Linked DNA regions of Homo sapiens: all the other regions are linked to region 2. A link is a loop called in an ENCODE intact Hi-C map of the cell type or tissue named here. Cell type or tissue: endothelial cell of umbilical vein. All regions are shown on one strand. Links, peaks and the distances in the headings refer to the core of each region. The heading gives the core; the rest is flanking DNA.

Region 1 (6,221 bases), core at 775-5,774, 1.3 Mb after region 2:
GTATTGTATACAATTTTTAAAAATTTAAGTAAAAAAGAGAAAAAGGAAAAAAGTATATTCACTCAAAAACCAAAAGAGAAAAAAAGCAAGCCAATAATAAATACAAAATTCTGAATTGCAGTTACCTTGTAAAGGGGAGAAGAAAGGGATGAGATTATGGAGGTATTTACAAGGACATTCAAAATTGATATTTTGCTGTATTATTGTATTTTGTTTTGTTACTTTTAAACTGTATGAATAATATTAAATATTCTGTGTGTATGGTCTATCTCTCTAAAACTAAAATTAAAACACGGACCATCTGAAAACACACACTATTTGCTTTGTACCTTTCATGTGTATCATCTATATTTATTAAAACTAGCTCAGATCCTAACATGAACAAAAATAAATATAATTATATAGGAAAATACATACCCTCTGTAAAACTCCAAACACAATTAAAGAATTATTGTGGTCATTTTAGCATACGTGTAAAAATTTGCACTGAACACCATTTACTGCTAGGGTACTAGAAGGAAGATGGAGCTGTCACGGGTGTCCTCTTCCACATAGCAGGTGGCAATTAGCACTCCAAAGAACTGAAACGGGTTTAATCCTGGAAGCCACAGGATTCCATTTGTGCTTTAAAAGACCACTTGGACTGCTATTTAGTACATTGTAGAAACAGGGAGTTAATTACTGGTAGTCCTAGATTGGAACAGAAGCAGAGGGTAGAACTAGGATTGAGCGGTGTTCGCAGCAACAAAGTCAACAGATTTAAAATCTGTTTTGAAGGTAGAATATGATGTTGATGAATTAGATGTGGAGATAACCTTATAAAATAGTAATATGTCAAAATATCTATAGTTCTCATTCTCTAAAGATGCTTTAGTTACTTCAACAGATTTCTCTGTTGTCTTCATAAGTTCTACAGAAATTAAAAAATAAAAATAAATATCTCTTGGCTAATCGTAACACTGGCAACATGGCTCACGCCATGTCCATGCATATACCTTCCACCAGGGAAAACACGTGGAACCACCAGAAGGTGTCAGAACTGCCACAAACTCTTTCAATTATTGATAATAAATTGTGACACACTATTTTATTCTTTAACATTCTCAAATTTTTATAAAGATAAAGAATTAAAGCCTTTTGCTATCATAGCCAGCTACTGTATGACCCCATTTCCAAATATATTGGTTACATTCTGACCCTGCTTCCTGGAATAATAAAATACACAAATGCTTACTGAGTGCTTGCTAGGTACCAGGCACTGTTTGTAACTCTTGTGAGAATTAACTGGTTTAATCCTCACTTCGGTCCTGGGAGGAAGAGAGTCTCATTATCTCCATTCACAGCACGTGAATCAAACATGTTTATTGCTTCCCAGACTTTAAGTTACAGAAGGAGCTCGGAGTCACACTGACACCGAACTGTGTGTTTTAACATGCCCAAGTTGCACTTGATGGATCTTAAGTGTCTTTACTGATTAATTTTGTTGAAAATACCCAAGGAAGATTCATAAAAATGTAGAAAACATACAAATATTGAGAAAACAAATCAGTCCCTCCCCAAAGATTGAGGATAAGCAATGTCTGTATCATAAAGAGATAAAGAGAAACTAGAAATGCAAGCAAATTTCTAAGCAAATAAACTTGATAGTACCAAGTATTCCAAATGTTATAAAAAATATACAATGAAACCAGCAAGGACCCAAGGACCCCACTTAAAGCTGGAAAAAAAATATGTAACATTGGGATACATAATGCTGAGCTTGATTTTCTTTTTCAACTGTCACACTCTAAACAGATTAAACTTAAAATTTTCTCAGAAGCCACAAGAACCGTATGTGTTTGTTGACAGGGAAGCCATACCACTGGGGCAGAAGTCTCTTACTTGCTTACACTTAAGTACTAAGCCTGTAATGAATGGTTTATAGTGGTACTAAGCCTGTAATGCACGGGTTATAATGGTTTTCAACCTTGACAACACATTAAAATCACCTGGTGTGCTTTCTTAACTAGCTTTCCAACCCCTGAAAGTCTATTCTGTTGGTCTGGAAGCTATCTGAGGCACCAGGAGTTTTTATAAATCCCCAGGAAATTCCAACGTACGATCAAAGCTTGAGAACTACTGCTTTAGATCTAGGCCTATGGAGGTTCTCACCACTGCAACATAGCCATGCTCCGGGCTTAACACTACCTTGAAAGGTAAGAAAATAAGCAAAAGGCTGAAGCCATCTTCTGAATTCCTATAAACCATCATGAGCACTTGGTTAGATTACTTCTTCTGCAAGCACTACCTGTTAGGAAACTTAGCTATCTAGCGAGCCAGCCACCGTTGACAGCTTCTTTTAGATGTATTTGCTTTAACATAACATGTGAACATGCTTGGACAGCAATAAATAGCACAGCTTTCTTCATTGTAACTACGAATTACGTTAACTATGGATTAGACAAAAGAGAAGATGGGAAAGGGAGAAATTGAGGACCTGATATGTGCTAGACATTATGTGCATTTGGCTTTGAATCTTTACAACAATCCTATAAGGAAAGTGTATTTTATTTTATTCCTCAGGAAACTGAGGTTCAGTGGGGATTGAGTGGTCTCCCAAGATCCCAGGGCTACCACAGAGTAACAACACTGGGGAGGTGACACAAACTGCTTTTTACTATACCACACTGCCCCCTAGGGCTACAGGGGTCTATGGCACGCGCTGGAAGTTAAAAGAATTTGAAATACCAGAAGGCAGCAGCCGGCTTGAAATCTTCCCTGGTAGACCTAATTGGATGTGATTGCTCTTTCTCCCAACACTTACAGCCTTTTCTGTGGGTACCACTGGCTTGGCACGGAACTCTTACTGCCTTTTGTTAATTTCTAATTCATGTGCTTTCAACTAATTGCCATTTACGCAAGCTCAGGCAGGGCGAAGACATTCCTGGTATTTTTTAATCTACCTCAGAGCCTAAAATTGCCTTAGAGCAGTGCTTCTCAAACTGTAATGTACATAGGAATCACCTGCGGACCTTGTTAAACTGCAGATTCTAATTCAGAAGGTTTGGGTGGGGCCTGAGATCCTCCATCTCTAACAAGCAGTCAGGGGATGCCAATGGTGCTGGTGAGATCATTCTTACCGTGAATAAAAAGAAGGCAATTATTCCACATAAATGGGGTTTTAAAACTAGACTTGAGGAACAAGCAGCTATGGTTGTGGCTTGTTAACTGAGGTTTCACCACGTATTTCAATCATTTTTTTTAAAAAGGTGCCTCAGTGCTGCATGCAACTATCAAGACTCTACAATCATCCCTTTCCTGTTTAATGAATCTTTGCAGATTGGTTATTTGATAGGTAGGACATCTCAATGTGAAAAGAAAGCACCTACAAAATACAGTTGAATTTCTCATGAATAACACAAAAGAACATTAACTGGTTGGTCAATGTTTTGTTTTGTTTTTAATTAAGGATAGCAGTCTATTCCTTCCACAATTGCTCCTGTAAGCCCTGGGACCTCCTCACATGTGGCCACAGTGTCCTTGGAGCTCCCAGAGTGATTGGGATACTTTTTTTCTTCTTCTTTTGAGAGCATCTCGCTCTTGTCACCCAGGCTGGAGTGCAATGGCGCTATCTCAGCTCACTGCAACATCTGCCTCCCAGGTTCAAGCGATTCTCCTGCCTCAGCCTCCCGAGTAGCTGGGACTACAGGCATGCACCACTACGCCAAGCTAATTTTTGTATTTTGAGACAGGATTTCACCATGTTGGTGGGGCTGGTCTTAAACTCCTGACCTCAGGTGATCCGCCTGCATCAGCCTCCCAAAGTGCTGGATTACAGGCATGAGCCACAGTGCCCAGCCCATGATTGGGGTACTTCTGGGGAAACCTGTGGGTAAACTCTATTAACATATTCTGGACCAAACACGGGCATTACAAACAGCAGCCTCCAGCTCAGCAGATGTGAGTTCAAGCTCTGGCAAACATTTTATTTCTCAAAGCTTCATTTTTCCTCCAGTACCACCCTCATGCAAGACTAAGGACCTTTGGCATAATCCAAAATGCCCAAACTCAATTTATTCACAAGATTATATTCATACACCCCATAGAATAGCTTTTCTCATTCACAATATTTCATTATTGATTTTGTGGTGACACAAAAGAGGGTTTATGCTGTATGTGATACTTTATAAATACTCCTGAAACATGTCATATTGTGGCTCAGAAGAAGACATCTCTATCCCACATTCACCTTTGTGCCCCCCGCTCCCAGACACCATACCATGATGGCATGGAGTTTTATACAGATGTAACTGTGTCCCTTGAGCAGCCTCAATTTCCTCAACTTTAAAAGGGCTAATAATGCCTAGCCTGGATGTTTCCATGAAAATTAAACATATATTTTCCTCCAGAAGTCCCTGGCAACCTCTAGCCAACAAATCCAGACCATTTCCCCCCATGCACCCTCCAATCTTCATCTTACTACCCTCATCCATAACCTCATCTCCCTGTATCTTCTTTCTTTTTAGAGAAATATGACTCTCTGTTAGTCTTTCCAGTTAGGATTCATCCTCTTTTGATGACAACAGTTAGAAATAACAAATAACTTCACACAGTCAGTTCTCTATAAATATTTGTTACATGAATAAACAATTGATCCACCTGTAAAACAAATCAAGGCCAGTAGATCCTAAATATTTAGTTCTAGAAATCTCTACTACTGAGCAAAATCAGTTGGGAAATATTAACAAATAGCAGCTGTTTATGACAAATTCCTTTTAATTCAATTTATTCAAGCCCCCATTCACAAAAAGAAAGGAACAAATCAAAGGTACCACCAATATTTAGAAATCATTTGAGAAATAGTGCAGCAGCCAGAACATCAGGCTGTCAGAAGTACTGTGAGTTTGCCTAAAGCTTACATCTATGACAGCTTTTTTTTTTTTTTTTTTTTTTGAGATGGAGTTTCGCTCTTGTTGCCCAGGCTGGAGTGCAATGGCGTGATCTCAGCTCACCACAACCTCTGCCTCCCAGGTTCAAGCTATTCTCCTGCCTCAGCCTTCCTGAGTAGCTGGGATTACAGGCATGTGCCACCACACCCGGCTAATTTTGTATTTTTAGTAGAGACGGGGTTTCTCCATGTTGGTCAGGCTGGTATCGAACTCCCGACCTCATATGATCCACCCACCTCGGCCTCCCAGAGTGCTGGGATCATAGGCATGAGCCACCATGCCCGGCTATGACAGCTTTTAAGATGTATATAGAAACATGCAAGAAAATGCCCAGCACCAGGAAATTTGTGTGATCCTCTTGATACCCATGTGAGACCACTCATGAATGAACTGAAGATATTGCTACTTCACATTGGAGATTATTATAAAGAGTAAAGGAAATGGCATATGGGTTTTCTATTCCAGCAGCACTTAGTAGATATTCAGAAAATTGCCCATTCTGGCTCATCTTGGTGGCTATTTCCATCCCATTGGCATGGGGAAGAAGAGAAGCAAAGGCTTAATTGACATGTTCGTTGACCTTATTAAAAAAGAAAGCTCTGACCATGACAAACATTTTATGTTAGGCAATCTTCGCTCTTGTAGTCTTCCAAAATCTTATGAGAGGTAGTGTCAAATTCTAAAACATGTAGTTGTACAGGTATGAAAAAATTGCACTCAGTGGCAGGGAAACAGGAAAGATAAACAGAAGAATGGAAAATCCCATCATTGCAAAGAAAAAAAACAAACTTCACAAAAAAAGATCAAATCACACCACCAAATAACATGACACTAAAAAGCTGTAAAAGAAAATCTATGTCCGGGCGCAGTGGCTCACACCTGTAATCCCAGCACTTTGGGAGGCCGAGGCGGGCAGATCACAAGGTCAGGAGATCGAGACCATCCTGGCTAACACGGTGAAACCCCATCTCTACTAAAAATACAAAAAAAATTAGCCGGGCCTGGTGGTGGGCGCCTGGAGTCCCAGCTACTTGGGAGACTGAGGCAGGAGAATGGTGTGAACACAGGAGGCAGAGCTTGCAGTGAGCCGAGATCATGCCACTGCACTCCAGCCTGGGCGACAGAGCCAGACTCCATGCAAAAAAAAAAAAAAAAAAAAAAAAAAGGAAATCTATAAGAAAGCCTTAAAGAAATGTGAAAAAAAAAAGATTATTAATTGAACAAAATTTGGCCTATAAGATAGGCAAACAAGAGACTTTTATCAGAGAGAAAATTTTATTAAAATGAAATTCA
Region 2 (6,221 bases), core at 870-5,869:
ATCAAGCTCCCATTTTTTCTTGTATTTTCTTTCTTTTATTTATTTATTTACTATTTATATATTTGTGTGTCACCTAGGATCTCCAAACAGCATGTGTGTATGTGTGTTAATGTATATACATATATATATATATATATATACTCACACAGCAATTTTTTTAGTATAAGAGATTTGATCATTGTATAAGAAAATTACCAATAATTATATAAAATCAATAAAAACAATTATCTTCACTGGGAAAGATAAATGCTTCTTAAATAAATAAGATCAAAATCACATGAAATAAAATTTAAAATGTTAAAAAATGATGTCTTTTGCCATTAACACATACAAATTTCAAAAATCTTAGGTTGGAATAATATATTTTATTATATGTTTAAAGAATACTTAAGTAAATTAAATATTAACTAATTTTTACTGTAAAACTGCCCATAAAATGACATAGCATTGGACATTATTTTTTAAATTTACAGTAAAATATTATTTAAAAATATGTGGTTAGTTGAAAAATGAAAAAAAGATCCTTATTCTCAATCCTTCCTTTATTCATGAATTTTGCAATGTATTTTTGCAAGTCCTCACACTGAGGTGAATCCGTTTTTCCCACCCCTTCAATCTGGGTTGCCTTGTAATTAGAGTTAACCAATAACAGTAGTAAGATGAAAATGTGCCAGTTCTATGCTTAGGCCTGCAGAGACAGGACTTGCATGCTTCTGTTCTTAGATTCCTATATGTGCCATGAGAATCAGCTTAGGATGATTTTCTGGAGGATGAGAGACCATGAGGAACAAAACTGAGGCAACCTACTTTTCCAAGTTGAACCTCAAACATATGAGAGCACTCAGCCAATATCAGCAAATCACCTAGCTATCCTCTATCCTATCTGACCACAGACATGTAATCAATTCCAGTGGTATTGGCCAAGGAGTTTTGTAGTGGTTTGTTACATCATATGACTGTAGCTGTAGATAATTAAAACAGAATCTTATACATAACTATATAGAATTCTGTAGATTCTTTAGACTAATTGTGTATATCCCTGCCCTTGACCTGCAATCAGCCTAATCACAAATATTAAAAACTCTTTAAGAAGTTACTAACTTTATTCAGTAAATAAATTGTAAGAAAAAGGAAGATAGTGGTAAAGGTAATTTTACTTGACAGACTCAAAGCACACTTCAATAAAATGTCATATGTGGCTTTGTTTAGATCCTAACTTTAATAAATAAATTATAAGTAAAAGCATTTGTGATTCATATAGGAAGAATTAAATACTAAAATTATTGATAATAATTTTGTATTTTAATAGTATAATGACAATATTGTGAATATGTTTTTTTAAAAAAGAATCTTAATTTTTGCGACCAGCATTATCACACCAGAGCCACATAAGGACATCACACACACACACAAAAAGCTACAGACCAATATCCTTGATGAAAGTAGATACAAAAATTCTCAACAAAATACTAGCAAACAGAATTCAACAACAATTAAAAGGATCATTCACCATTATCAAGTGTGCTTTATCCATAGGATGCATGGATGGTTCAACATATGCAGATCAATAAATGTGATACACCATATTATCCAAATAAAAGAAAAACAAATATAGTCATCCCATTAGATGCAGAAACAACATCTGACAAAATTAAACATCTTTTCAAAAAAACTCTCACCAAATTACATATAGAAGAAATGGACCTCAATACAATAAATGCCATGTATGATGAGCCCACAGTTAACATAGTTAATGGTGAAAAACTGACACTTTTTATATAAGACCTTGAAACAAGACAAGGGTGCCTGTTCTCACCACTTCTATTCAATATAGTATCAGAGGTCCTTGTTAGACTAATGAGACAGGATAAATAAGTAAAAGACCTCCAAATAAGAAAAGAAGTGAAATTGTCACTATTTCCTCATAACATGGTCTTATATATAGAAAACCCTAAATATTCCACAAAAAGTGTTCAAACTGATAAATGAATGCAGTAAAGTTTCTGGATAAAAAATTAACATAAAAATCAATACTATTTCTATGCACCAAAAACTTTCTAAGAGATGCTTATTGGATTATTTAAAGAGGATATGATATATTTGGAATTTAAAAAATCCAATGTTAGTAGTAGAGAAGTGGGTTATACTATAGGCTAACACTTCTTAAAGTTTAACATACATGAGAATCATCTTTAAGATGTTTAAGAAGTTTAACATGTATGATTCTCAGATGATTCTGAGAATGCAGATTCTAATTCAGTACTTTTGCCGCGGGACCTGAGATTCTACTTGTCTAGCAAGCTCCCAGACAAGCCCACCTATTGTAGTAAGGTTGTAAATTTGATGAATGGCCATAAATACATAATTGTGTTTCTGGGTAATGGGTACATGAGGATTCATGGAATCATTGTCCCTATTTTTACATATTTTAAACATTTTTATAATTAAATTGTTTAAAATAATATTTCTAATTCAGTGAGGACCTAAATTCTGTGGGTTTTCTTTTTCGCTGACTTTAAATAAAATAACTATTTTCAAACGATGAACCATTGTGACCTAAGGGAGTTCAGGAAGCTTTGATGGAGGAGGTATTATTTATAGTTTGGCCTTGATGAGTGGACAAATATCAAAAATGTGGAATGAAGGAATGAGAGTGGAACATTCTAGGAGACAAAAACTGGCTTAGTAAATGCATAAAAGCAAAAATGGACATGGGATGTTTACACAGAAGACGACCACCTTGCATGGCATGCAAATGGAAATGTATTTACAAATTTTCAGGGTTGGAATGGAATTTAAGAATTCAAGATAGATCTTGGTGTTAGCTTTAATTGTGGAGCTTAGTGATCAAGTTGGAAAGCAAAAAACCAGAAACATAATTTAATGAACCACAAGATGGCAACAAAGTCCCTTCGGAACACATCTCACAGTTTGCCTCTTCCCCACCATAGGATAAAATCTGGAGTAGAATTCGAGAAGAAAATAGGAAGTCAGTCTTCTAAGCAAGTAGTTAAAATAATTAAAATTTGAACCTAGCTATTACCAAGAATGATTTAATCATCAGGGAACTCATGCATTTTAATCAGAGATATTAAATGCATTTATTAGCTCACATTAACTGATAGAAAAAGTACACATTCATATTTGATAAGTTTATTCTTCCTTAAATATCTTGGGCAAACAGCAGATAAAGTTTTACTGGAAGCACTAATAACACCACTAAGATGAATTCTGCATCTTTATTTATTATATTCATTATTGTGAATGGTTTTTGAATACCTATTCAAAACTGATGATACAGAGTAAAACAACAACAACAACAAAAACCTGGTGAATTTTTTCTTCCTAAAAGTTTCCATACATAGTGAAATTAATATTGTTATTATAAAAGAACATATGATTTAAGTATACCTATTTTTCTGATAAATGTAACATATTTATAAATTAGATTTCTTACATTATGTTTTGACCATACAAGGATCACTCTGGCCCTGTTTTTAGGTGCTCACTTTTTTCGTGCTAAATTTTTAAAGACACTGGAAACAAGGAAGTTGACTATTGCATTAAGATATTGCTATTAATGAGCTGTATGTGTAACTTGTCAAAAATTTCAGAAGCAAAACATAAATTTAAATAGAAATTTGTTGTGAATTTACTATGTGCTATGTAATATGTAATTTAAACAATAGTGAAGTAAAAATAAATAAAGCAAATTTGAAAGAATGTATGGTGAGCAGCGTTAAATGTGGAAAAACATTCAAACAAAGCCATAAAATTCTTTCTTGAAAATAGTGGTTAGGAATTCATTAGTTAATTAGTGATTGAGAGTTTCATCATCAATGATAAGATAAAATATTCTTATTTTAAATTAAAAGTGAAAATTTGTACAGTAATTGGGTGCTACTCTTTCAAGAACTTGGGCACAGAAGGGAAAAAGAAAGCTAGGACTGTATCTTAAGTGAGAATTCAAAATAAAGACAATTTAGAATAAAACAGTTGGATTTACTATGTAGGAGTGTCAGAGTGACATGATTTACAAGTTTGGGCTCTACTTGTATATTATAGATTAGTTTAAAAATGTTTTATGTGGGAAATAATATACACTTTAGTGTTTAATTAGTGTGGTATATTATGGTTTTATATTATGTTGGTGCAAAAGTAATTGTGGTTTTTGTCATTACTTTCAATATAAAAACTGCAATTACTTTTGCACCAACCTAATAGATTTAAAAATATATCGTTTACTCTCAGGGTTAAGTCTACGTTTCAAGTTAAACTGTTTATGGCTACAAAGTGAAAATTATGTAACTGGGAATGATATGAAACAAATTTTATTAAGAAAGACCAATCAGAAATGATTTTGAAACTTTCAAAAAGAAATATTATTTATAGTTTACTATTTCATATGGAACAAAGGACTTATAAACCATTGCATAGTGAAGATTTTCACAGTCATGTTTTTAATAAAACATTATAAATGGTTAGTAATCACCATAAAAATTGCAGGCAATTGAATGTCTCTAATTAATGATAATTTTTAAATACGTTATTTTATTTATCTTACTAAATTGTTTGGCAAATAGGCTTCATTAAAAAACATTAAGGTAATCAGCTTGTGCCTCCAGTACTAATTCTAAATTAAAGGAGACCTATTAATACAGAATTTTTTCATAGAAATTGACACGTGTGACTCCTTCTATGAACTGTAAACCTTTGTGTAGTATGGGTGCTTGAAAATTAAATGTCAGAAAATAAATTTAAAAATATGTGAAATATAAAAAATTAAATTACCATTTTGCACAATTAATTACTGAACTAATTACGCTCTTGAAACTTAGAGCTCAAAAAGCTTTTTAATGCAATAGCATAGAAGGCTTGTGTCTTTAGTTAGCCAAAGTTACTTGATTTTTTCTCTTTATTCATTACTGAACAAATCTTAACATTCTTGGTTTCACGACAATATTGTTCAAGAACACCTAAGCTCTCTCTTGGCTGATACAAAACCACTCTTAACAGCTTAGGTGAGATTCATTGAAAAGTGATCTCTTAAATAGAATGAGGTGCTTAGCATCCATTATTTTATTATTGGTTAGAAGAGAATGTTGGAACTCTTTAGGGTTCAAATACTTTATGAATAACTTGGAACAAAGTGAGATGTGTGTTGTTTAGAGGAGCAACATCAATACAGAAGATTTAGTAATAGGAATTTCATTTTTCTACGTTTGTTAAAACAAAATTATTATGACAGAAAGAACATTTAGATAATCCACATATTCAGTACTATTTGCCCGAAAGTAAAATATTCATTTATATTTGGTTTAATAACTGGCAAAATGTGACTCACAAACTGTGAGCACATTGTCTTAAAACCACATTTTTGTAATCCATCATTCTCGACAATTGAAAGTTGACTTTTGTTCCTAAGTAGGTAATTTATCTGTGTAATATTTTCCATTACTATTCAGTAAATATTGCTTGGGGATAGTGTGAGGTGGTAATTCCCTTTTTAAATAAGTTATCTATTTTTAAATCATTTAGAAGACATTGTATTCTAGCATTTGTTTAATATTATCATCCTTCAAGCTATGGATTCAATTTTGTTTCTTAAGATTTTCATTATATTTGCAAGCCTTATAAAATTATTTTTCTTTATGCCAATTAAATTATACATGGGTCAAACTAATTTATACCATTAGACTTTCATCCTTATAATTCCTAATGCATGTTGAGTTTCCCTTATCTGAAATGCTTGGAACCAGAAGCATTTAGATTTCAGGTGTTTTTAGATTTTGGAATATTCGTATATACACAATGAGAAACCTTGGAGATGGGACCCAAGTCTAAACACAAAATTCATTTATGCTTCATGTGTGCCTTATACATATAGCCTGAAGGTAATTTTATACAATATTTTTAATACAACTCTGTTGTGCCAAAAACAAAGTTTGTATATATTGAACCATCAGAAAGCAAATGTGCCAAATGTGAAATTTTCCACTTCTGGTGTCATGTTGGCACGCAAAAAGTTTTGAGTTTTGCAGCATTTCAAATTTCAGATTTTTGGATTAGAGATGCTCACCTTGTAACATTGGTGGAAAACATGTTATGAGTGCAAGAAGAGTTTGTAGGACCCCTTTATTAGCTAAAAGATAAGCTAGTTCGGCCGGGTGCGGTGGCTCACTCCTGTAATCCCAGCACTTTGGAAAGCCGAGAAGGGCGGA
Region 3 (6,221 bases), core at 769-5,768, 1.3 Mb after region 2:
AAGTCAACTTGTCTCTGTTTGCAGATGACATGATTCTATATTTAGAAATATGGAATCATCTCAGACCAAATCTCCTTAAGCTGATAAGCAACTTTAGCAAAGCTCAGGATACAAAATCAATGTGTGAAAATCACAAGCATTCCTAAACACCAACAATAAAGCATAGAGCCAAATCAGGAAGGAACTCTCATTCACAATTGCTACAAAGAGATAAACAGTTGTGCTACAGAAAAAAGAGAGAGAACATCCTTGGCCAAGTGAAGAAAGGGTTGCAAGAAGGAATGAATGATCAACTGAGGAGTGAAGTAAAATAAGGAATTAGAATTGTCTATTGAAAACAGCAATAGGGAAGCGCGGTTTTTGTGAAAGGTGATGGGGAGAAACTTGGTTGCAATAAATTCAAAAGAGAAAAAGAAGGATAGGAATTGGACACACTGATGATAGACAAATGTCCTAAGAAGATTTGCTATAACTGGAAACAAATAAGTGTTACTGAAAAAAAGATGTGAGATTAAGAGAGTATTTACCTGTTTAAATTGGAGAAAACTATACCATGTTTACATGGTGGGAATGAATGACCTGCTAAAGAGGAGATAATTTATGATGCAGAAGAAAGGGGGAACAACTACAATGCCAATGTCCTTGAGTAAGATCATTATTCAGGATTCAGTCAGTGAGGCAGAGCATATTACAATTACTCGTATGGAAATAAGGAATTTGTTATAGAGATTAAAATTTAAACTTGCGAGGGAGATGCTGGGGAAGTAAAGGTCTTCAAGAGGAATTTGCAGAGTCACAATAAAAAATAAGAGTTACTAAATCTGCCTGCCTAGCTGGCCTGGGTGGATAATTTGGAGCGTGCAGGGAAATCCAAGAAGCCAAGCATTTCTAGCCACCAAATTGGGAACACAATGATGGGGCACATGGAGGTTATCTATGGGAAGTTGGATTTGTGTGTAGCTACCACCTGTGCAGGTTCACAGCCAAACATCTGTTGGTAGGCTTGGGACCACCGTTGGTCAGCAGGGCCAGCAGTTATAACAGAAAGATGAGCTAGACACGGAGCAGAGGAGAGCAAGGACCAGCTGAGACCTCACAGACACCTCTGCACCTGACTGCCACACTCTCTGAGCACTACAACCTTCCAAAAATAATAGCCACTGATTTACTCTCCCTCCTAAATCTTGTGCAATTTCCTCTATCAGCTACTTCTAACCTAATCATATAAGGGATTCTAGAAAATACAGTTTCTAAATTGACAATAGCACAATCTAGGACTTTGCAACCCTTTCAACCTAGCAGCCACATATACCTCGTTTAACCGTCCTTAACTGTCAAATGAAGATAATAGTAAAAGGATGCTTCTACTTAATATGATGCAGTGACAGGTTATCCAAAATGCTTGCCCCACAAGTGTTTCATATTTCAAATTTTGGAATATTTGCAAATACTTACCAGTTGAGCATCCCAAATCCAAAATTCAAAATGCTCCAATGAGCATATTTTTTGTGTCATGTTAGTGGTCAAAAGTTTTGGATTTTTGAGCATTTTGTATTTTGTATTTTTGAATTAGGGATGCTCAATTTTTATCATACAACCAAAAACTGCTAATGCGCTCCCTAAAAAAAGGATACACATACTTAATACATCTTCAGGTGATATTTATTACTCTTCTCCCTGAGTTACATGCTTGCTTTGACATCTTGTAACTTAAATAAGATATAATCACTATTACTCATTTTTTTTTAAAGAGACAGGGTCTCATTCTGTCACCCAGACTGGGGTGCAGTGGCATAATCATAGCTCACTGTAACCTCAAACTCCTGGGCTCAAGTGATCATACCACCTCAGCCTCCCAAATAAGTGGGTCTACAGGCATGCGCTACCATACACAGCCCCCAAATTACACACTATTAGTCTTATATTAGTTGGTAGGAAAAGGAAAGAGGGGGAAAGAAATTTTCTAATTTGCTAATATATATTATATACAAACATATCCATATAAAAGCAAGGAAGAAAACATATAAATACTAAAAATTCTGTAACTGGCTGCATAGTTATAGAAGTATTTACAATGTCCTTTCTCTACTACCTATTCTATATTGACTTTGCTGTCACCTACCTATTCTATATTGACTTCAGTCAACGTGGAGTAACACACGGCTTCATTCCTAAAGGCCCTGCTGGTTTGGGGTGGTTTTCTATTACCTCTGTCAACAGAACATGAGAATACTAAAAAAGTACCTCCCCACACACATATCTCTAGCACTCCACATACAGTCTTCTCTGGCCCAATTGTGTAATAGCTAGTCTCTTGACAGTCGGGATAAATCACCCAGTATGGTAATTGCTTCTTTTTGCCTGTTGTTTTACTAGCATGAGAAACACTAAGTTGCCAGGTGACTGGCAATAAACAAACCATGGCTTAATTCAGAATGAGAGAAACAGGACCATATAACGGTCAACAATTCAGAGACTACTTCATCCTGGAGGACATTACTATAGCCCCACATGGCATTCCCACCCAGATGGTGCTCTAACTCAGTCTTCAAAGACATCCACCATCCTCTCAGGATAAGGGAGATGATGATAAGAGCAGTGAATTTAGCTGGGCACGGTGGCTCATGCTTGTAATCTCAGCACTTTGGTAGGCCAAGGCGGTCGGGATCACGAAGTCAAGAAATCAAGACCATCCTGGCCAACACGGTGAAAGCCCGTCTCTGCTAAAAATACAAAAATTAGCTGGGTATGGTGGTGCGTACCTGTAGTCCCAGCTACTCGGAAGGCTGAGGCAGGAGAATCACTTGAACCTGGGAGGCAGAGGTTGCAGTGAGCCGAGATCACGCCATTGCACTCCAGCCTGGGTGACAAGAGCGAGACGCTCTCAAAAAAAGAAGAAGAAGAAGATAAAGTATCCCAATCACTCCCTCTCAAAAAAAAAAAAAACAGTGAATTCCATGAGCATGAGCCCATCTTCTATAAAATGAGTTGCTTTGACAGAAGCAATGCTGTGTGGAATACCATGACAGTGAATATAACATTCTGTAAATCCATGGATGGTGGACTTGTCAGAAGAAATATAACAGAGAAGGCAAATACACATGTACAGTATCTATTTCAGTAAGAACAAAGTTCTGTCTCTTCCAAGTTAATTTAGTGCAGCATAATCACACTGCCGCCCAGTGGCTGGCTGGTTATCCCAGAAAGTGGAGCCAAATCCAGGGCTCAGTGTTGATCTCTTCTGTTGGCATATTGCACACTCAGCAGTGGCTATGGGCAATCAGCCCTGGTGAGTAAAAGTCCATGTTGCTGAATGAACCTGGGCATAACTTTCATCCCTGCCACCATGGTCATTTGTTCCTGAGTCCACTAGAAAGGACATAGGTGTCTGGTGAAAGAGACTGACCAACATCTACAAAATGGGTCATTTCATCTGCCTGATAATTTCTCTGCTGAGATTTTTCTTTGGCAAGCATTAACATGGGACACAAATATATGGACAGTCTATACCCTTTTGGACAGATTCATCTATGTACTTCTTCCCAGACCTCCTAGTTATTAGCTTTCCAATCTTGTTCCTTCCAAGTCCCTGACCATCAAGCTGAACTCTTATCCACTTACCATGAAATGATGCAGATCTCTACCTACCTCTGATCATCTCTCTCCTTCCACGAGAAATGGAAAAAAAAGAGTAGTGCTCAAAGTACTGCCTCTCTTGAGAGAATTTCTCTCCACCACATTTTTTTAAATAATTTTTTTATATTTTAAGTTCTAGGGTACATGTGCACAATGTGCAGGTTACATATGTATACGTGTGTCATGTTGGTTTGCTGCACCCATTAACTCGTCATTTACATTAGGTATTTCTCCTAATGCTATCCCTCCCCCATCCCCCCACCCCACAACAGGCCCCAGTGTGTGATGTTCCCCAACCTGTGTCCAAGTGTTCTCATTGTTCAGTTCCCACCTATGAGTGAGAACATGCAGTGTTTGGTTTTCTGTCCTTGCGATAGTTTGCTCAGAATGATGGTTTCCAGCTTCATCCATGTTGCTACAAAGGACATGAACTCATCCTTTTTTATGGCTGCACAGTATTCCATATCCACCACTATTTTTCAAAAATACCCCAGAGTAGGGTTCCAGTGCTATCTCTGTACACTTTCTGGTGATGCCAGCACATTTTGCAAAATCATCTGTAGAGTAGGCCCTATTTTGTCTTCCTTAGCCATCAAGTAATGAGAGAACTTCGCCCAAGGCCATGGGTACAGACTGGGAAGGAGAAAGCAATGTGGCCAGAGGAACGACCATGGACATCTGTACTACTTGCCTGTGCAACTTATCTGAGACTTCAAGATCTATTCAAACTTAGTCTCACATATACCACCTACACTTGATAGAATGCTGCTACACACATGCTACAGCGTATTACTGAATCAGACAACAAATACATTATGATAGTTATAATAAGTTGCTGATGTCATGTGTAGGGCCTAATAGCAAGCCTGAAGTTGTTTCTCAAAATAGTTATCTGAAAAAGGTCACATAGCTTCACTCCAAAATTCTAAAGGTTAGTGATATCATTCACATATTACAATCTGCTAAAGGCCCCATAAAGCATTTCTGCCCCTGCAAGTACCATCAAATCGATCTGTTGGGTTATACTGCTTAGTGGCAGAGATCAGCGCTATGCCACTACCTTTGTTGTAAAAGAGTTTACATGCAGCAACTTTATTCTTCAATTTGGAAGGAATATGTCAATGTACCATGAGATTGCCTAGAAATTTAACAAAGTGAAAGGTCTCTACATTTGTTTGGGGAGTGGGGGGGCTTAGTCATTTTCTACCCTCTATTTTGCATGTGTTTTACCAAGATATCTAGACTAGTTGCTACTTTCTGCTCACTAGTTCAATTAGCTCAACATCATTAAATTAGTGGTGCAGCACAATGTCTTATGGAATGAAGAGGTAATCAAGTTTCCTATGGACAAGATGGTAAGAGAATTGGAGAGGAATTTTAATCCTGAGGTGGGATACTGAAGAAGTATTGCTGGCTTTGCTTATTAAAAGCAAACGGCTTCTGATGATGTCTGTTAACAAGAATTGAGAAAAAAAATCACTGTATCAGGGTTGAAATAGAACATATATATATATGATTGATGGCAGGGAATTGGTTTATGGAATTGTAAAGGCTGGCTGGGCAAGTCTGAAATTCATAGGACAGCCTGTCAGAAGGACAGGCTGGAACACTCAGGCATGGGTGCATGCTGCTGTTCACAGATGGAATTTCTGCTTCTTCAGGGAAGCATCGGCTCTGCTATTCAGATGTTTCAACTGAGTGAATCAGCTGCTCCCAAACCACCTAGAATAATCTCCCTTACTTAACATCAACTGGTTATAGAATTTGATCAAATTTACAAAACACCTTTGTAGCACCACCTAGATTCATATTTGGGTGAGTAACCAGGGATTACAACCTATTCAAGTTGTATAGCAGGTACCAGGGGTATTGATGTTTTCTCCAATAAATAAACCCTATCTAGAATAACAGTTGTAATAAGATTCATCACTTAGTTCAGTTTTCAAAAATACTACTGTTGTTCTCTAAGATCCATCTACTCTCTGCAAAGGCCAAATAGGTGAGTTGAATTAGGATATGGTAGGAATCACCACTCCCATATCCTTCAAGTCCTTGATACCGGCAGAGATCTGAAAAACCCCTCCAGGAATACAACATAGCTTTTAGTGTATGATTTTTAGAACAGAGCCATCCTAGTGGCTTCCACACAGCTTTTCCTACAAGACAGCCCTCTCTGCATGTGTGAGGGAATCAGAGTGAGGGTTCTCCCAGCGGCTAAGTATGTCTCCTCCAACTATAAATTTCTGACCTGAGAAAATAAACATTGAATAGCTTTGGGGACCAATTGAGCCACTTTGAGATGGATACAAGCCAAAATTCCATTAATTATCTCATTTCCTTAAGTCCTTATTCTTATAGGTAGACCACTGAGATGTTTTGAGTCTCTAACAATTAGTGTCACTTCAGAGCCAAAATGTCTAATTAGTTCTCCTTTCCCAATTCACAGACACCCAGGTAAGTAACCACCGGTCCTTTTAAAGAAAGTAGAGAAAAAGATTTACAGTATAATTTCTGGCAGAGTAGGGGGATTCTTCCTCAAAGAGACCCAGGCTTCTCTTCACTTAAGGGACTGTGTGAGCTGGGTC
Region 4 (6,221 bases), core at 388-5,387, 540 kb after region 2:
GGGTTTCCGTGTCGCTTTGCGCAGTCTCTGAGTCGGAATCCTCTCCACTCCGGTGTGTGTTTCCAGGGATGTTTTACGGTTTGGGATTCTGAATGTTAGCTGGATGAGGGTGGTGATGGGGAAACGAGGGGGGAAGGCGGGGGCGGAGGGGATAGAAAGTGAACAGCAAAATTAAGTTTTGGAGACGATATTGCCCCACAGATCTCTCCTTCGCAGCAGGGTTCTTCTCCGCCCCCGTTCTAATTAGAGGTTTTGCTTCTGGGAACGGGGATGGGGACAGCAAGGATCACAGGGGCGCTAGTTTCTCTCTCGGACCCCTATTTCCCCGTGTGTGTAATGAGCTTTCTTCCCTCCCCCAACTCCAGCATCTGTTTCTGTTTTTCCTCTTCGTGGGACCCTTCAGCTGCCTCGGGAGTTACAGCCGGGCCACCGAGCTTCTGTACAGCCTAAACGAGGGACTACCCGCGGGGGTGCTCATCGGCAGCCTGGCCGAGGACCTGCGGCTGCTGCCCAGGTCTGCAGGGAGGCCGGACCCGCAGTCGCAGCTGCCAGAGCGCACCGGTGCTGAGTGGAACCCCCCTCTCTCCTTCAGCCTGGCCTCCCGGGGACTGAGTGGCCAGTACGTGACCCTAGACAACCGCTCTGGGGAGCTGCACACTTCAGCTCAGGAGATCGACAGGGAGGCCCTGTGTGTTGAAGGGGGTGGAGGGACTGCGTGGAGCGGCAGCGTTTCCATCTCCTCCTCTCCTTCTGACTCTTGTCTTTTGCTGCTGGATGTGCTTGTCCTGCCTCAGGAATACTTCAGGTTTGTGAAGGTGAAGATCGCCATCAGAGACATCAATGACAACGCCCCGCAGTTCCCTGTTTCCCAGATCTCGGTGTGGGTCCCGGAAAATGCACCTGTAAACACCCGACTGGCCATAGAGCATCCTGCTGTGGACCCAGATGTAGGCATTAATGGGGTACAGACCTATCGCTTACTGGACTACCATGGTATGTTCACCCTGGACGTGGAGGAGAATGAGAATGGGGAGCGCACCCCCTACCTAATTGTCATGGGTGCTTTGGACAGGGAAACCCAGGACCAGTATGTGAGCATCATCATAGCTGAGGATGGTGGGTCTCCACCACTTTTGGGCAGTGCCACTCTCACCATTGGCATCAGTGACATTAATGACAATTGCCCTCTCTTCACAGACTCACAAATCAATGTCACTGTGTATGGGAATGCTACAGTGGGCACCCCAATTGCAGCTGTCCAGGCTGTGGATAAAGACTTGGGGACCAATGCTCAAATTACTTATTCTTACAGTCAGAAAGTTCCACAAGCATCTAAGGATTTATTTCACCTGGATGAAAACACTGGAGTCATTAAACTTTTCAGTAAGATTGGAGGAAGTGTTCTGGAGTCCCACAAGCTCACCATCCTTGCTAATGGACCAGGCTGCATCCCTGCTGTAATCACTGCTCTTGTGTCCATTATTAAAGTTATTTTCAGACCCCCTGAAATTGTCCCTCGTTACATAGCAAACGAGATAGATGGTGTGGTTTATCTGAAAGAACTGGAACCCGTTAACACTCCCATTGCGTTTTTCACCATAAGAGATCCAGAAGGTAAATACAAGGTTAACTGCTACCTGGATGGTGAAGGGCCGTTTAGGTTATCACCTTACAAACCATACAATAATGAATATTTACTAGAGACCACAAAACCTATGGACTATGAGCTACAGCAGTTCTATGAAGTAGCTGTGGTGGCTTGGAACTCTGAGGGATTTCATGTCAAAAGGGTCATTAAAGTGCAACTTTTAGATGACAATGATAATGCTCCAATTTTCCTTCAACCCTTAATAGAACTAACCATCGAAGAGAACAACTCACCCAATGCCTTTTTGACTAAGCTGTATGCTACAGATGCCGACAGCGAGGAGAGAGGCCAAGTTTCATATTTTCTGGGACCTGATGCTCCATCATATTTTTCCTTAGACAGTGTCACAGGAATTCTGACAGTTTCTACTCAGCTGGACCGAGAAGAGAAAGAAAAGTACAGATACACTGTCAGAGCTGTTGACTGTGGGAAGCCACCCAGAGAATCAGTAGCCACTGTGGCCCTCACAGTGTTGGATAAAAATGACAACAGTCCTCGGTTTATCAACAAGGACTTCAGCTTTTTTGTGCCTGAAAACTTTCCAGGCTATGGTGAGATTGGAGTAATTAGTGTAACAGATGCTGACGCTGGACGAAATGGATGGGTCGCCCTCTCTGTGGTGAACCAGAGTGATATTTTTGTCATAGATACAGGAAAGGGTATGCTGAGGGCTAAAGTCTCTTTGGACAGAGAGCAGCAAAGCTCCTATACTTTGTGGGTTGAAGCTGTTGATGGGGGTGAGCCTGCCCTCTCCTCTACAGCAAAAATCACAATTCTCCTTCTAGATATCAATGACAACCCTCCTCTTGTTTTGTTTCCTCAGTCTAATATGTCTTATCTGTTAGTACTGCCTTCTACTCTGCCAGGCTCCCCGGTTACAGAAGTCTATGCTGTCGACAAAGACACAGGCATGAATGCTGTCATAGCTTACAGCATCATAGGGAGAAGAGGTCCTAGGCCTGAGTCCTTCAGGATTGACCCTAAAACTGGCAACATTACTTTGGAAGAGGCATTGCTGCAGACAGATTATGGGCTCCATCGCTTACTGGTGAAAGTGAGTGATCATGGTTATCCCGAGCCTCTCCACTCCACAGTCATGGTGAACCTATTTGTCAATGACACTGTCAGTAATGAGAGTTACATTGAGAGTCTTTTAAGAAAAGAACCAGAGATTAATATAGAGGAGAAAGAACCACAAATCTCAATAGAACCGACTCATAGGAAGGTAGAATCTGTGTCTTGTATGCCCACCTTAGTAGCTCTGTCTGTAATAAGCTTGGGTTCCATCACACTGGTCACAGGGATGGGCATATACATCTGTTTAAGGAAAGGGGAAAAGCATCCCAGGGAAGATGAAAATTTGGAAGTACAGATTCCACTGAAAGGAAAAATTGACTTGCATATGCGAGAGAGAAAGCCAATGGATATTTCTAATATTTGATATTTCATGGTGGAATAACACAGAGAAATGTTTTAACTGACTTTGGATCTTCATCACCTAAAAAAGAGTGTGTTGATGGCAGTTCCAATGAAGGACAACTAATTTATAACTTGTTCTATATTGTAAATAGCTGTTTACAGGTTTTTAAATTTAAATTCAGAGGTTATAAAATGTGTACAGCATTTTTAAGTGAAAATTAGTACTAACAGCTATAGGACTTGTATTTAAAAAAAAAAAAAAAGCTTGGACATGGTTTGCAGCTTTCATACACCAAGCAGATGATTGATAAAACCTGGGAGTAAGGTAAGAAAAATGGAACAAATTTTTATCTAAAAATTCCTGTCACCACAAGAGGGCATCAGCTGCTCCTTTGCAGGAAACTGGGGTATTGTACTTGGCAGTTGTACATGAAATTAATGAAAGAGTATATTTTAAATATATTGTTTTTAACATTAAACAAATATGAAATTAAAGTAAATTAAATTTCACCCTATTTAAACATATGATAAAAAAAGAAATGCACTTGTAAACAGAATGTTTATTACCTCATAAGTGCATATATAGTGTGAAAGAGAAGGCATTAAAAAGAAGTGCAATTCCTTTTTAGCAAGGATAAAATCATTGCCTTGTGTTACAGATTCAGCCTGCTGAAGAGTATTCCACTTTCTGTGTACTCGAATTGCTTTCTGTTTGCTTTACCACTGCACTTGTTATTATTACAAGGGAAATAGATTTATACATACATATATATATTCTTCATTACAGGAAATGTAACTAGATATTGTGCCCAAGAAAAACAGCCAGAAGCAAAGAAATGCTTCAATCTTTAGTTGCTTCATAGGCATTCATGACATTTTAGTGCTTTCACAACTTGTTGGTCGTACTTTATACTTGGGTTATATATTAGACTTTTATAGGCTTGAAATCATCCATCACATAAGAAAATAGAAATCATATTAAAAGTGAATTCTTCTAGAGGCTTGTGTACACTACTGGTTGTTTTAGTTGGGCCTTTTATATGAAAGTTATACTGTACTTATCTTTTTGTTGTTGTTTAGGTTTGTTGACTACCATTTCTGGCTTCCTTTCTTTGGTTTTGGATTAAATCCAACAGTTTATTTGTAAGCCCTGCAGCAGATTTCTTTGATAATTTAGCTTTTACTGAATCTCTTGCAATGAAGAAAGCTATTTCATCAGTGATTTATCACTTTCAATTCATTGTGTGAGCTGGAAATATTATTTTATATGAGAGCTATAGCAAAATAATCTGTATAAACAAGGAATGTGTTAGCTTAAACTGGATCATTTTACTTTTTGGCATCATGCATCTGTACTGTACCAAAAGTGTTTATATGTCTGCAAATTAAAGGTATATATTTTCATAATTTCTTTCTCACTTTTAGCATTTTATATTTGAACATGGGCTTGTTATTTCACTGAAGTGCCTGTCATTTGTTTGTTTTTAGGGTTAAATGTGGGTAACCTGTAGTATTCTGCTATACTAAAGTTTATATTAAATGAATTCATTACTCAATTAAACATTGGGTAAATTATTAAATGTGTGTGTAGTTATAGACATATATATAGTAGAAAGAGAGTATGCCTAAATGTTTGATGTAAGTTCATATGAAAATTTGCACCCATGTATGTGCACATGCATATTAATTTATTATAGATTTAATATCATTATAAATTTTCATTTTACTACAGATTTATAACAAATCCTCTGTTAGCTGTGTTGCAATAGCTTGCAATAATTTTTAAAACAAAAATACTCTACAAAAAAGACATTGAATGCAAACAACCAAGTTCTTTTAGATTTGTATTAATTAACTCATTTATCTTATTTTTCTTCAATTTGAGAATTTCAATAAATAAAATAATAAGTATATGAGGCAGCAATGTTTGTTACAAAAAGTAAATATATTTTTATTGGAAATTCCTTTTGTACGAGAGGCATCTGAGCTAAGAGACTAAGATCATTTAACCCCCAAAACTTTTCATTTATAACTGATATGTAGCAATGGAGGAAACATCTCTTACTAGTCATATTTTATTTCTTATTTCTCTTTTTTAAAGAAAGGAACTTCATGAGATAAAAGTAACACTATTTATTTTTAAGAAGCCTCCATAAGTGCAATAATTTTACCATCAGTATAAATAGCACAATTTTCGATTCATTTCCAAATCTGAAGAAGGTTCATGTGTTTTGGGGAATGGACTTGATCTCCAGCATGAGAAATGCCTGTAACATTAATAAAAAGATGTATTTCTGAATAACTTCTTGTGGCAGGATTTCCTTTACAAAAACATCTCATTCACATTAAAAACATTAATAGCGAGGAAAGCTAAACTAAATTAAACTAAAAGATAAAAGCCCCTTTTTACTGACACCTTGTGCTAGAATAGTTGCCAAAATGTATGCTAATCATGTCAATGTTGTTAGTTGAGCTGGCACAAAAATAAATGTTCCATTCATTAAAACCCCTAATATCCATTTAACAGTTTGTGAACCAATGAGTTCTCTTTGCCCAATTTAATGAAGAAGAGATTGCTGTGATCTTTGCACTGCCAAATTCACTCTTACACTACAGAGAAAATTGTTCATTAATTTGAATTGGGAAGTTTAAAACCAACATAGCAATTTCAGCTACAGGGAAAAAAACAATTTACGTTATTTGACTACTTAGGGTAGATTTCCTGACCCTATTAAAAAAAAAAAAAAAAAAAAAAAAGCCCTCCTGGCAGTTAGGCTTTCATCAATGGTAGTTGGAAAAGAAGAGAAAAATAAATTCTTTTTAAACAGTTTTGTAGTATTGATGCATTAAAAAATGTAAATTTTGAGTGTTTTAGATGTTCTACATGTATTTTAGGAAAACACCAGGCATGATTTTACTGTGAAATAACATCACTGGAAACAATTTTTAGGAGTGGTGTATGAAGCTGATTTGATTGCAGTAAGATCTCTCACAAGGATTCTAATTTGTGCTCCCAGAAAATGCCTAAATTGACAACTATAAAGGGGGAAATTAAGCAAACCTCTGTCCTCTGGATGTTCAGGTTCCGATCTCTCCTCCTGAGGTGAGGACTCTGTGAGGTCCTGATCCCTGGCAGACAATGGAGAATGTAATG
Region 5 (6,221 bases), core at 344-5,343, 73 kb after region 2:
TTAAAAGAAAAATAATAGTAAATATTGGGGTGATTTTAATTGTAAAAATTTAATGGTATACATATTTATAATTAGGAAAAGCTGCAAACATAACTAATAAAGATCAACATGCGTTATTTAAATAGAAACTAAATGAAGTAAAGATATCAAAGTATCAAAGCAATCAACTTGAATCGAGACTCTATCAGCAGAGAGGTCATAGAGAAGGAAAATAAATTTGTACTAATTTTTCTACTCAGTACAGGGAGTCATTAGACATTTACTTCAGTTGCTGAATCAAGAATAAATATTTCACTTTATCTTCAAACATATGTTTTTAAATAAATTGTCTTAAAGGCAAGCACTACCACAAGTAAAACAAATTCAAACCTTCCAAATTATAAAAAGGCAACAAATATTAACCTTCAAAACCTCTAAATATAAGTAATACTCTATATCTAATATATTGTAAAGGAAACATTACAAAGACAATGTGTCCTAAAATACTGTGAGAAAACTAAGTCCAAACATATCTAACTTAGGTATATGTGTATCAAATAACTCATCTATCAAAATAAACAGGCCTTAAAACTGGATCAGATACATACCTAAAACACAGATTGAAGGATTACATATTATCTTGTTTTCAAGATAAGAGCCATCCATTCTTTCCCTCCTGTATGTAAATCTATCCTCATTGAAAGATGGAGTTCATTCATGCCCTCCCTTTTTCTGTGCATATTTTGATGAATAAAATAGAACAGATGTGATGCTGGAGGATTTTTGAGGCTAGATCATAATAAACTTGGCAGCTTCTATCGAATCTTTTGGTATGTACACAATGAGGAAGCCAGTCACCATATAAAATGTTTTAATGTTTGGAGACTTCTGCTCTGTGAGAAACAGCAAGACAGTTACACGAGGAAGCTAAGCGGAGAAAAACACTGATGTTGGACCAACTCTCTCCTCACTCATCATTTCAGCCCAAATAGCAGACATGTGAGTGATGAACCCTTCAGTCATACTCTATCCCAACTCTCATTCATTTTGCTCACTTCTATATACCTAATGCTTAAAACTGCTACAATGAGAAGCCCTCAATGACCATATATTTAATAACTTAATTTTAGAAATTGTAACGGCCCAATTTTAAAAATTGTAACTGTAAAAGCATTTAATATAGATAATCAAAAAGTCAAAGAAAATTATTAATCCACAATTAGAGATGTTAGTAGTTTCCTATCGATTTTTATGTTGTGTATATATAGGTATTTTACATAATTGATTTACATTATTAATTTTGCTACATTCTTTTTACTTATTGTTTAAATTACTAACATATATTATATCAGTATCTGTTCTACAACTCATTTTAATTATTCTACAACATAATATGAAGTTATATTTATTGAGAGCCTGCCAGCTACTACCTACTGTGCTGGGACTGATTATATACTGCTACAGAAAACAGAAATGGTCCCTGCTGTTGCAGAGTTTTAATCTAGTATGAGACACAATCAGTAAATGTTGCTTGGGTTTCCTGGAAACAAGCCTCCAAGATAGACCTTATTTTACAAGTAGGCTTATCAAAGGAGTGAATTGGAGTCAATACCTGCAGAAGACAGTAAGAAAGCAGGGTTAGGCAGGGACAAATCAAGTCCTGGTATTTTATAGAAAAAAATTTACTAACCATGGTTTAATACCTCTGGTTTACTTTAAATGTAATTATTGGAGAAGTTTGATTAATCTGTAAAAGTTGATATATCAAAAAATATTATAAAATCCAATCACAAAATAAAAATATAACCACGTCAATCCTATGTAACTTCTATTAGTGTTTTACAATATATTTGTAGGCTGTTTTTTCTATGCAGTTTATATAGTGGAGATCACTCCATCAATCAATAAATATTTACTGGAGTTCTACTATATACAAGGAAATTTTCTAGAACTTGTAGAACAGTGAACAAAACCAAAAAGTTATTGGTCTCATGAAATTTACAATATAAAGGAAGAATTTTCTAGTATTTTAATGATAATTAATTTCACAAACTATCATTTCTACTATTTATTTAGCCATAACCTTATTGGAAATACTACTTGTTTTCAAGTTCTGTTATTATGAAGAGCTCTAAGATTAGATGTCTTGAAAATAAATCTTTTCTTAATTTTAACTTTCTTAATGATGTCTTGTAGAAAAACATTAAAACTAGAATTATAAGTTTAAAGGACTTAGGCATTTCACACATTTTATAATTGGCAAATCAATTTTCAAAACATTTTTATGCAGTTATATGTGTATAATAGAAGCAGTGTTTAAGGGTTAACACACAAAGTCTGTTTAGGACAAACATCTCAATATAAAAATAACTAGAGAGTTTTTTAAAATTATGATCCTACAGATATGACAAAAAATTGTTTAGAATATCTGATGCCACACTGTAATAAGACTTAGATAGACAGATGAGAGAGAGAGAACAAACGAAAGGAAGAAAGGGGGAAGGAAGATAGAGAAAGAAAGAAAGAAAAAGGAAGAAGAAAGGAAGGAAGGAAGGAAAGAAAAGGAAAGAAAGAAAAGAAAGGAAAGAAAAAGAAAGAGAGAGAAAGAAAGAAAAGAAAGAAAGAAAGAAAGAAAGAAAGAAAGAAAGAAAGAAAGAAAGAAAGAAAAAGAAAGATGTACTTATTCTATAATTGATCCAAAGAGATAGGCTTTGTGTATTGGGCCCTATACTGCTACACTGCAGGCCAAGATTCATTAGCACACAAGCCCACTGCACCAAACTCAAAAAGTTGTACACATCCAATTATTTTTAAAATAGCCAAAAGGAGCAGATGTTTAGCCATTTACGCTTTGCATAAAACATGGAACTGCACACCAAATTTGCTAGTTAGCTATTTTTAGCACTGAGGCCATTAAAACTCCAAGCCACAACTGTCCTTCAGAGCTCTTTGACTCAGAGACTCCTGCTATGCTGCTGAACTGTATCACTTAGACACTTAAGTCCCCTCTCTAATGCCTCCCTCCCCTGGAGTTCTTTTGCCCTCCTTCTCCACTAAGCAGCCTCTTTACCAACTTCTGCGTGAGTAACTTCTCCTGCAAGCAATGTCAAAGTAGCACCCAATGAGGCTTGCTTGTGATACTGCCACCTAGTGGTTACCTCTTTTCCCCTACTCAGGCCCCAGCTCCCTCAAACTTCCTACAGCATGTATACATAATTATATGTATATGTAAATAAGTCTATACAAATTTACTTGTATATGTTTCAACAGAATATTCATAACATATTTTGTATATAGCAGTTTGGATATGTATCCAAATGTATATTTGGGTTATGTCTGTGTGTATACACACACACATACACACACAAACACACACACATACACACACACACGAGAGAGAGAGAGAGAAGGAAAGAGGCACAAGGATTGTAAAGTACAACTGAGACAACTCAGCATTCTCTTCACTAAGGTAATTATAACCCTTAGTTTCTGTATTTTCGTGTGTATATTCTTCTCCCTTTGATTTCTGATGTTTTCTTTATAACATAGAATATGAAAAAGAATGATCCATTTTCAAGAATTACTTTTACAAAAGTACTATTGGAGAAATCTTCATCTTTGTTTATGTTCTTGCTGAAGGCATTATTTAGGTAACATTGATTTCTAAAGGACTTTTTTTTCTCCATTATCCTCTGGAAAAATATTTACTGAAAAATTTATTAGATAATAGGACTGACCCTGGGCTACTGTAGCTTTCTATTTATTTCTCTATCTAAGCACTGGCATTTGTCTTGGTTTTGTGCCTGTATTATTTTTGCCATTATCGATGTTCTCCGCTAGGCATGCTTTTTTGTTTGTTTGTTTTTTGTATGTTGGTAAATAGAGGAACATTTGATTCTGCTTCCTATGGCAAAATAAAGAACTTCTTTATAAAGATCCCAGAAAAAAAATAGAGCACTAGTTAAAGTTGGGTCACTTCTCATAGAGAAATTATCACCAGCAATATTTTCCATTGATATCTAGAATAGCTAGTCCTTTATAAACTACGTATAATAATTGCAGCAGATACTATGAAAATTTACTAGTCCATTTAAAAACAAATGGCAAACTCCATGCAAGGGATTTTTGTTTGTCTATTTTCCATCTATTCTATTAGTGCTCAGATATTTAAGTATTTCTAGTGATATATGTGCAGAACAAATCATACTAATTCCAAGAAAATTTGATATCCTTTGCTATTAAGCAAGGACAAATAATTCAAACATAATGTACTACTTAAATTACTATATAATTTACTTACTTTAAATAGTAAAATCATCAAATAAAAGATAGTTACTGTCTAACCAAATTCAAAAAAATGTAATGTGTATATATCAGTTTGTTTTCATGCTGCTGATAAAGACATACCCAAGACTGAGCAATTTACAACAGAAAGAGGTTTACTGGACTTATAGATCCACATGGCTGTGGAGGTCTCACAATCATGGCAGAAGGTGAAAGGCATGTCTCACATGGCCACAGACGAGAGAAGAGGGCTTGTGCAGGGAAGCTTCCCTTTTTAAAACCATCAGATCTCATGAGACCTATTCACTGTCATAAGAACAACATGGGAAAGACCTGCCCCTATGATTCAATTACCTACCATGAGTCCCTCCCACAACACATTGTGATTCAAGATGAGATTTGGGTGGGGACACAGCCAAACCATATAATTCCGCCCCAGTCCCTCCCAAATATCATGTACTCACATTTCAAAACCAATCATGCCTTCTCAACAGTCCCCCAAAATCTTTACTCATTTCAACATTTACTCTGAAGTCCATAGTCCAAAGTTTCATTTGAGACAAGGCAATTCCCTTCCACCTAAGAGCCTATAAAATCAAAAGTAAGATAGTTATTTCCTAGACACAACAGGAGTACAGGCATTGGGTAAATACAACCATTCCAAATGAGAGATATTGGCCAAAACAAAGGGGTTACAGGCCCCATGCAAGTCTAAAAACCCAGTGAGGCAGTAAAATGTTAAAGCTCCAAAATGATTTCTGTTGACCCCATCCAGGTCATGCTGATGCAAGAGGTGAGTTCCCATTGTCTTGGGTAGCTCCACTCCTATGGGTCTGCAGGTTACAGGCTCCATCCTGGCTGCTTTCACAGGCTTGTGTTGAGTGTGTGTGGCTTTTCCAGGAGAAATATGCAAGCTGTTGGTGGATCCATCATTCTGGGGTCAGGTGGATGGTGGCCCTCTTCTCACAGCTCCACTAGGCAGTACCCCAGTAGGGACTCTGTGTGGGGGCTCCAACCCCTCATTTCTCTTCTGCACTCCCCTAGCAGAAGTTCTCCATGAGAGCCCCACCTCTGCAGCAAACTTCTGCCTGGACATCCAGGCATTTCCATCATTCTCTGAAGTCCAGGCAGAGGTTCACAAACCCCAATTCTTAACTTCTGTGCAATGGCAGGCTCAACGCCATGTGGAAGCTGCCAAGGCTTGAGGCTTGCACCCTCTGAAGCCATGGCCTGTGCCCTACGTTGGCCCCTTTCAGCCATGGCTGGAGTGGATGGGACGCAGGGCACCAAGTCCGTAGGCTGCACACAGCATGGAGACCCTAAGCCCGACCCAAGAAACCATTTTTTTCTACTAGGCCTCCAGGCATGTGATAGGAGGGGCTGCCTTGAAGACCTCTGACATGCCCTAGAGACATTTTTCCCATTGTCTTGGGGATTAACATTTAGCTCCTTGTTACTTATGCAAATTTCTGCAGCCAGCTTGAATTTCTCCTCAGAAAATGGGATTTTCTTTCCCATCACATTGTCAGGCTGCAAATTTTCTGAACTTGTATGTTCTGCTTCTCTTATAAAACTGAATGCCTTTAACAGCACACAAGTCACCTCTTAAATGTTTTGCTGCTTAGAAATTTCTTCTGCCAGAAACCCTAAATTATCTCTCTCAAATTCAAAGTTCCACAAATCTCTAGGGCAGCAGCAAAATGTCAAGAGTCTCTTTGCTAAGACATAACAAGAGTCACCTTTGCTCCAGTTTCCAACAGGTTCCTTATCTCCATCTGAGACCACCTCAGCCTGGACTTTATTGTCCATATTGTAGTCAGCATTTTGGTCAAAGCCATTCAGCAAGTCTCTAGGGAGCTCCAAACTTTTCCACATTTTCCTGTCTTCTTCTGAGCCCTCCAAACTGTTCCAACCTCTGCCTGTTACCCAGCTCCAAAGTCTCTTCCATATTTTCAGGT

Evidence for each region. Hi-C counts contacts between places; a loop is a spot of excess contacts. Peaks named below come from ENCODE experiments on the same cell type or tissue, not always from the same donor. Only the 100,000 strongest peaks of a DNase experiment are listed, where the experiment ranks them.
Region 1: it touches region 2 in a loop (15-fold over the local background); 13 of 110 quality-filtered maps call a loop at or near these places.
Region 3: it touches region 2 in a loop (4-fold over the local background); 10 of 110 quality-filtered maps call a loop at or near these places.
Region 4: it touches region 2 in a loop (5-fold over the local background); 7 of 110 quality-filtered maps call a loop at or near these places.
Region 5: a loop joins it to region 2, with 20 times the contacts of the local background. A loop is called at or near these places in 8 of 110 quality-filtered maps.

The regions. Positions count from the first base shown.
Region 1 is chr13:60,623,739-60,629,959 of GRCh38, reverse strand. No RefSeq gene overlaps it. Among named protein-coding and RNA genes, the nearest start is that of LINC00378, 46 kb to the left of the region's middle. RefSeq lists an enhancer at 271-950. In endothelial cell of umbilical vein, for the core only: a CTCF peak has its summit at 2,675; no DNase peak of the experiment used is centred there.
Region 2 is chr13:61,950,987-61,957,207 of GRCh38, reverse strand. No RefSeq gene overlaps it. Among named protein-coding and RNA genes, the nearest start is that of LINC00358, 75 kb to the left of the region's middle. In endothelial cell of umbilical vein, for the core only: no CTCF peak of the experiment used is centred there; a DNase peak (open chromatin) is centred at 2,907.
Region 3 is chr13:60,651,564-60,657,784 of GRCh38, reverse strand. No RefSeq gene overlaps it. Among named protein-coding and RNA genes, the nearest start is that of LINC00378, 18 kb to the left of the region's middle. In endothelial cell of umbilical vein, for the core only: a CTCF peak has its summit at 3,192 (motif pointing left); a DNase peak (open chromatin) is centred at 3,174.
Region 4 is chr13:61,408,111-61,414,331 of GRCh38, reverse strand. It overlaps PCDH20 (protocadherin 20), which reads left to right. Exons shown (of 2, transcript NM_022843.4): 2 at 366-4,647. The coding sequence ends at 3,089. Among named protein-coding and RNA genes, the nearest start is that of PCDH20, 4.6 kb to the left of the region's middle. In endothelial cell of umbilical vein, for the core only: a CTCF peak has its summit at 3,398 (motif pointing right); no DNase peak of the experiment used is centred there; H3K27me3 peaks cover 1,034 bases.
Region 5 is chr13:61,877,906-61,884,126 of GRCh38, reverse strand. No RefSeq gene overlaps it. Among named protein-coding and RNA genes, the nearest start is that of LINC00358, 150 kb to the left of the region's middle. In endothelial cell of umbilical vein, for the core only: a CTCF peak has its summit at 3,120 (motif pointing left); a DNase peak (open chromatin) is centred at 3,116.